Regions from separate parts of the Mus musculus genome. Here region 1 is linked to region 2. The links are chromatin contacts, found by Hi-C or POLR2A ChIA-PET in ENCODE. All regions are on one chromosome and are shown on one strand. The core of a region is the stretch at or near the end of the contact, and the rest is flanking DNA. Distances in the headings are between cores, read along the strand shown.

The links. Hi-C counts contacts between places; a loop is a spot of excess contacts on that map. ChIA-PET counts read pairs that join two places held with the same protein, here RNA polymerase II (POLR2A).
Region 1: a map of heart shows a loop between it and region 2 (2.2-fold over the local background). The contact joins the enhancer-like site here to the promoter of Arl4a in region 2. A Hi-C loop is called at or near these places in 2 of 37 maps with a recorded cell type or tissue (gastrocnemius and heart). POLR2A ChIA-PET finds 5 or more read pairs at or near these places in 3 of 5 experiments (all embryonic stem cell).

Annotation. Positions count from the first base shown.
Region 1 is chr12:39,996,990-39,999,982 of GRCm38, forward strand. No RefSeq gene overlaps it. Among named protein-coding and RNA genes, the nearest start is that of Arl4a, 40 kb to the right of the region's middle. Within about 2 kb of position 1,321, at least 1 of the 3 ENCODE cell types and tissues checked has a DNase peak (open chromatin) inside an H3K27ac peak, as active enhancers do; it is gastrocnemius, where a contact is called at or near this core.
Region 2 is chr12:40,036,555-40,039,254 of GRCm38, forward strand. It overlaps Arl4a (ADP-ribosylation factor-like 4A), which reads right to left and starts at 1,433. Exons shown (of 2, transcript NM_001039515.1): 1 at 1,284-1,433; 2 at 1-279. The coding sequence starts at 192. Arl4aos (ADP-ribosylation factor-like 4A, opposite strand) reads left to right here and starts at 1,523. Exons shown (of 3, transcript NR_166749.1): 1 at 1,523-1,951.

The DNA.
Region 1 (2,993 bases), core at 71-2,570, 40 kb before region 2:
ACCAATCAGCCTGGTAAAAGCCTGGGACAACTGTTGGGGTTTTTTTTCTGGCTGATTTATTTCACTTAGCATGCATGATGTCCTCTGAGTTTTTAAGTTTTTGCACATGATAGAACCTTCCTCCTTTTTGAGGCTGAATAGTGTTCTATAATATATGTATTAGTTGTCTGCTGGTGGACAATTAAATTTAATATATTACAGCTTTGACCAACAATGTCCTCTATGACTAGATTAAGACAATTACCTTAACAATAGGCATTTTGTGGAAAGAAGATTGTGCTCAGAGATATACCAAGTGGATAGACATCCTAGAGCTGTCTATCAGAATTCATGCAACCTTAACCATACACATTTATGCTGTTACAGCTTGGGGGGGGAAGAAGGGTGTTGGTTGTTATGCGATAGGAATGGGTAAGTCTCACTTCTTTTGTAAGATGGAAATGGCATGCAGAGAGGGAGTCTAGGGTGTTGAGAGGGCTATGCTGGGGTGAGGGCCTGAATTGAAAGCCCCAGCAAAATGGAAGGCTGTGTTTCACCAAGTGGGTGGTTTCTTCCCCTTCTCTCTGAGAAGTCACCATCAACGGAACAATCATCAAACCAAGGTCCCTACCCTCCTGGGTGGACACTGAGGACTGAGGGGGATGTTAGAAAGAGTAATGAAAATACCATATACTGAAGTACTGAGTTTGAGTCAGGGAAAACCTCTCCATATGTTTATTATTATTACTAATTATTATTAAAAGCCCCTAGGGAGGCAACGTTCTGTATTCATTTGACTACAATCCCCTTCACATTTGTTAAGAGTCAGAGAACCCAACTGAGAGACAAGAATTCTCAGACCCGAGGCAGACGGCAATTGCCTTTGTAATACAATAAAATGCTAAGCCTTACATTTCCCATTGTAATACGATTAGGTTTATAAGCCTAGCTGGATACTGGAAAGTCTTTTGGAAATAAACAAGGAAAAAAGAAAGAAAGAAAAACTATTTTCAGCCTGTTCTGCCCTGCTGCTGTATTATCCCAAATTGGCCAGTTTTATTTGAAGCATCCTAAACTGGAAAAAAAAAAAAAGGATAACAACAATAATAATACTCTCCTAAAATGCATTTTCAAAGCACACTGCTAAATTGGATCTGTTCCTAAGGTGAATGTGAGAAGGACAGGCCTTGGCAGATACTCCGATATCACACCTACTGCATTTGAAAAACAATCCCTCTACTCCATTCCTGCCCTCAACCTGCCATTGACCCAGCCCAGTCTTACACCCAAGCAAGGCCAGATGGGCTTCCTCCCCCAACACTTCCAGGCTGTACTGGTCTGGGCTGGGGCATTGTCTGGCTAATGGAATTCTGGAAAGAAGCCAGCGCTAGAGCCGGCCTGTGTGTGGTAGGGTTTTTTTTTTGTTTGTTTTGTTTTGTTTTGTTTTGTTTTGTTTTGTTTTGTTTTGAGTGATCACACACTTCAGTCTAAACTGAAGGTGGCAAGGGGTGGGGGAGAACTTAGAGGAGACCGCAGCATAAGGATGAGCTCTGCAAGTGGATAAGAAGTAAGCTCAGTCAACTGATGAGAAGAGAAAAATCATGGCAAAGATTTTAATCCCATGTGAAATGAAATCTCATCAAAGAAGGCATAGATAGGAAAAGCCTAAAATCCTACCTTCCAAAGATGTGTCAATAAGCAAGGGGCAGGATACACAGTCTTGGGTAAACTGCTCCGAGGGCAAAGGGCTGGCTGTCAGGAAATGAGCTTAAGCAAAGGAAACGGAGTGGTCTGGTCAGAGGATTTACACGACTGGTTTTTACCAGCGGGAGCTTTTGGTTTGCTTTTGATGCGAAGATACTTGCCTTGTCTTTTTCACAAGTACAAAAAAAAGAAAAAAGAAAAAAAGAAAAACCAGTGTAAAAAGATAACATCTGGAGCAGTCCCCCCCCCCCCCCCCCACACACCCATGGCTCTCTTACAGAAAACTGTCTTCTTGCAGTCCAGTCCTTGATCTGGCCTGAACTGCTGGGTTGAAAGGAGTTGGGGGATGGGGGGGCGGGGAGGGTGGATAAGAAGTTGGGCGCTGAAGCCTTTCCTCTGGCCAGTCAATTGGCATTGAAAGATTCCACATTAAGTCATCTGATGGAATTCTCACAAAGCAAGCCAAAGGCGCCGTGTTGTGTGCCAGGGGTGTGCTGAGTCCTTGTTATCACCCTATGTTTATACACAGTCTAATTGAAAAGTTTGCTTACAGCATCTGTACAGGTCTCAGAAGATGCTAATAACAACCACCACAGATCGTTGTCCCTCAATCCTCAATCTGCAGAAAGTCTAAAATGTTCATAGGAAATAAGTCTTCAAAGATCAAAGAGTATACCAGACTCTTATGACTCAAGGTTTTCTGAGGAATGCTAGCTCTTTGGCCTGTACTTTTCTTTGTGGGGGGTGGGGGTGGTATCAGAAGCCTATGAAAAGCACCTTTACAAAGGTGTGTCTAAAAAAACAAAAAACAAACAAACAAAAACAAAACTTCCTTGAACCCAATTCTGTGGTCTACAGCATTAGGCAAGTTGGACTGCCGGTGTACAAGGAAGGACCTGATCCGTGAGACCTCTGTGTTCGTCCACTAGCTATGCAAAAGAAAATAAAAGAAGGAAATCAGACCTAAGTAATGTTAATCCCAAAGATTCGAGGAGAGAGAATGCCAAAAACAAATCATCATGGCCAAATTAAGTAAAGCAAGCTTTTCCACTCCTGTGCATGGGCTGCCTCCCACTAAGGCAAGAGGTTAACACCGGACATGAAGAAGACAAGGTTTTATAGCTTAGGGGTAGGGGGTTTCCAAATGGCGGCAAAATAGGAGGGGTCGCAGAAGCGGAGCATGACAAGATGGTAGCAACCCCGCAGTCAAAACGACTTTATGAAGCAAAGTTAAGGTTGCATGATGACAACTTTCTGAAATGAAGACATAGAACATGCAGTCCAGAGTCATCTGTAGATAAGGTCATAAG
Region 2 (2,700 bases), core at 183-2,682:
GCCCAAGGTTACCTTAATTTTCTCAGTGTTAAATCCTTTGGTAGGTACGGTATTTACAAATTCGTTGAACTGCAGCCTGTATAAAACTGTTGTCTTTCCAGCACAGTCCAAACCCAGAATAACAATGTGAAAGGACTGAAAGGACGGCAGGCTGGACAGGATGGAAGTCTGGTCTGACAGTCCATTCCCCATTTCCAGCTGCAAATGGTGTCTCAAACTGAACGCGTTCTTCTTATCTGCTTACAATTTCTCTTCCTGGGTGATCGGGCTACGCGATTGCTGGGGAGGAAATGAGTAAGTTATTACTGTGAGCACATTAAAAATGGGGTTTCTCTACTTTCGCCAAAAATAAGCACATGAGGGACTTAATAAAACTTGCTGTGAGTAAACACACCAGATGAGGTAGTAGATGTATTCAATCCAAAACAAACGATGCCTAACTGTCACCCAAAGGCTTTCTTCGATCCACTCTAACTGCAGTAACGTGTACTTTTCTCTATTCTCTACGATCCCCGAACCTCAAAAGCTCATTCTGAAGACAACCCAGGCGCCACTATCTGGTGCCGGTCACCGTATCCACCACTAAAGTGCCTTTTCTTAGCAGAAAACTCAAAAAAAGCAGCCCTATCTGGGAGATCTAACCAGGCACGTCTCACCCGGCACCCAGGCTCACTTTCCTGGCTCCGTCCCCGCTACCAAAGCTCTCACCTCCCGGGCTGGAGTCGGGATTCCAATGGAGGGACATTGGCTGATGTGTCTCTCTCTCTCTCCCCGCGAGGAACACGCCACAGCTCCTCTCAACCGAGACCTCCGCGCCGCTCTGGCGGACGCCCCACAGGGAAGCCCAGACTCGGCCTCTGGCCACGCCCACCCTCACGGCCCACCCAGGCCCCGCGATCCCATTGGTCAGCGCGTCAGGGCCGCCCTGCCACTCCCGCCCCGGCGCCCTAATTGGCAAGGGTGCCTGCCACTCCCAGGGCGGCAGCGCCAGGGCTCGCTCTCGGCCCTCCGGCACCACCTGTTGCCCTGAGTGGGAAACGAGCAGGCATCGCAAAGGACGCCGAGCCCCTGCTGCAGGTCCGGTCGCTCGGCCGCCTCGCGCACCTGCAGCATGGGCCACGGTGACGCGGCCCTACGCGGCGGGAGCGGCCCACCGCGCCTCAGCTCGCCGTGCGCCCAGGCTCGCTGGGCCGCGCCAGCCCCTCTACACACCGAACGCCTCCGGCAATACTGCCTCCGCCCCGCCGCAGGCCTCTTCTCCAACATGACCCCGCGCCACTCACCTGGCTGACGGTCCTCCGTCGTCCCGCCTCCGCGGCTGTCAGCCGCCGGGGAGTCTGTCCCCGGGCAGCGGCGAGGCCTGACGGCGGCCGGGCCGACGCCGCGCGCCAGCCGGGCTAACGGTGCTCGCCAGCCTCGCTCCGGGCCGCGGCTCCGCCCCTCGCGCCGCGCCTGCCCGCGGGGGTCGCGCGCGCGCGTGCTGGCCGCGTCTCCTAGCAACGCCCAAACAAGGTCACGTTCCAACCCTTTCGGCGCCCGCCGCCGGCGCAGACGGGCGGGGCTTCGGCCGCGGGTTCTCGGTCTTTCTGCCGCCCCAGGCTGGGTGCGGGAGGGCGTCGCCGGTACCGCCCCTCTTCCTGTCACCCTAGGGCGGCCTCTGGGCGACCGCGGTGTTGATTCAGGGTCCTTGATGTTGGAGGACACTGGCCGGGTGGGTCCCTTACGTCACGTCACAAGGCAGCCTGGGGGAGTCTGCGCTGCCGCCCTCCCTAGCATGTGCTGGCTAGGATGGTAGCCTACCTTTTGTAAGCCAAGCGCTACCTCCTAAGTGAGTCTACGCCCCACAAGTTGGAACAGGAACCAATGCCCCTATTAAGGAGGAAGAAACGCACTTTGGAAACGCTAAATATTTCCAGTAGCCCAAGAAGAACGGGTGATGAAGCTGCAGCTGGTAACTTATGACTAGTGGTAAAGCACATTGGGCTCCATAGTGTAATTGTGTACCACTATGTTTGGCCTTAGGAGGCAAACTGTCGTTTTTGTGAATATTCCAGTCTTTGTAAAAACAGAATGAACCAAATTGGTCATGAACCAATTATAAAACGTGACCAGCAATCTTTTAAAGATGTTTAGAAAAACAAACAAAGGGCATTTTAAAGCTTGGTAGAACCTACAAGAAATTTTTATCTGGAAGGCTATAATAATAGTGCAATTTAAAAGTGTATTTTAAACTAGATTCTGGCCAAGCACTTGAGAGGCAGAGGCAGGCAGATCTGGATGCTTCAGGGCCAGCCTGGTCTACATAGAGAGTTGCAGGCCAGCCAAGGCTACGTAGTAAACCGTGACTCAATAGATACATAGATAGATAGATAGATAGATAGATAGATAGATAGATAGATAGATAGATTGTAACTTTCCTAAGAAATTTCCTGATCTTAAAATTACCATAGCCAGTAGTATTTATTTTATGAATAGTAGAAAGGATTGGGCTTCTTTCTGTTGTTTTTGTTTCTTTGTGGTTTAGTTTTTCTGTTGTTTTGTTGTTTTGGTTTTCGGGGCTTGTTTGTTTGGGTTTGGGGTTTTTTGTTTTGTTTTGGTTTGGTTTTTGGTTTTGTTTGTTTGATTTTTGGTTTTGGTTTTCAAGATAGGGTTTCTCTATGTAGCCCTGGACCAGGCTGGAATCAAACTCAGAAATTTGCC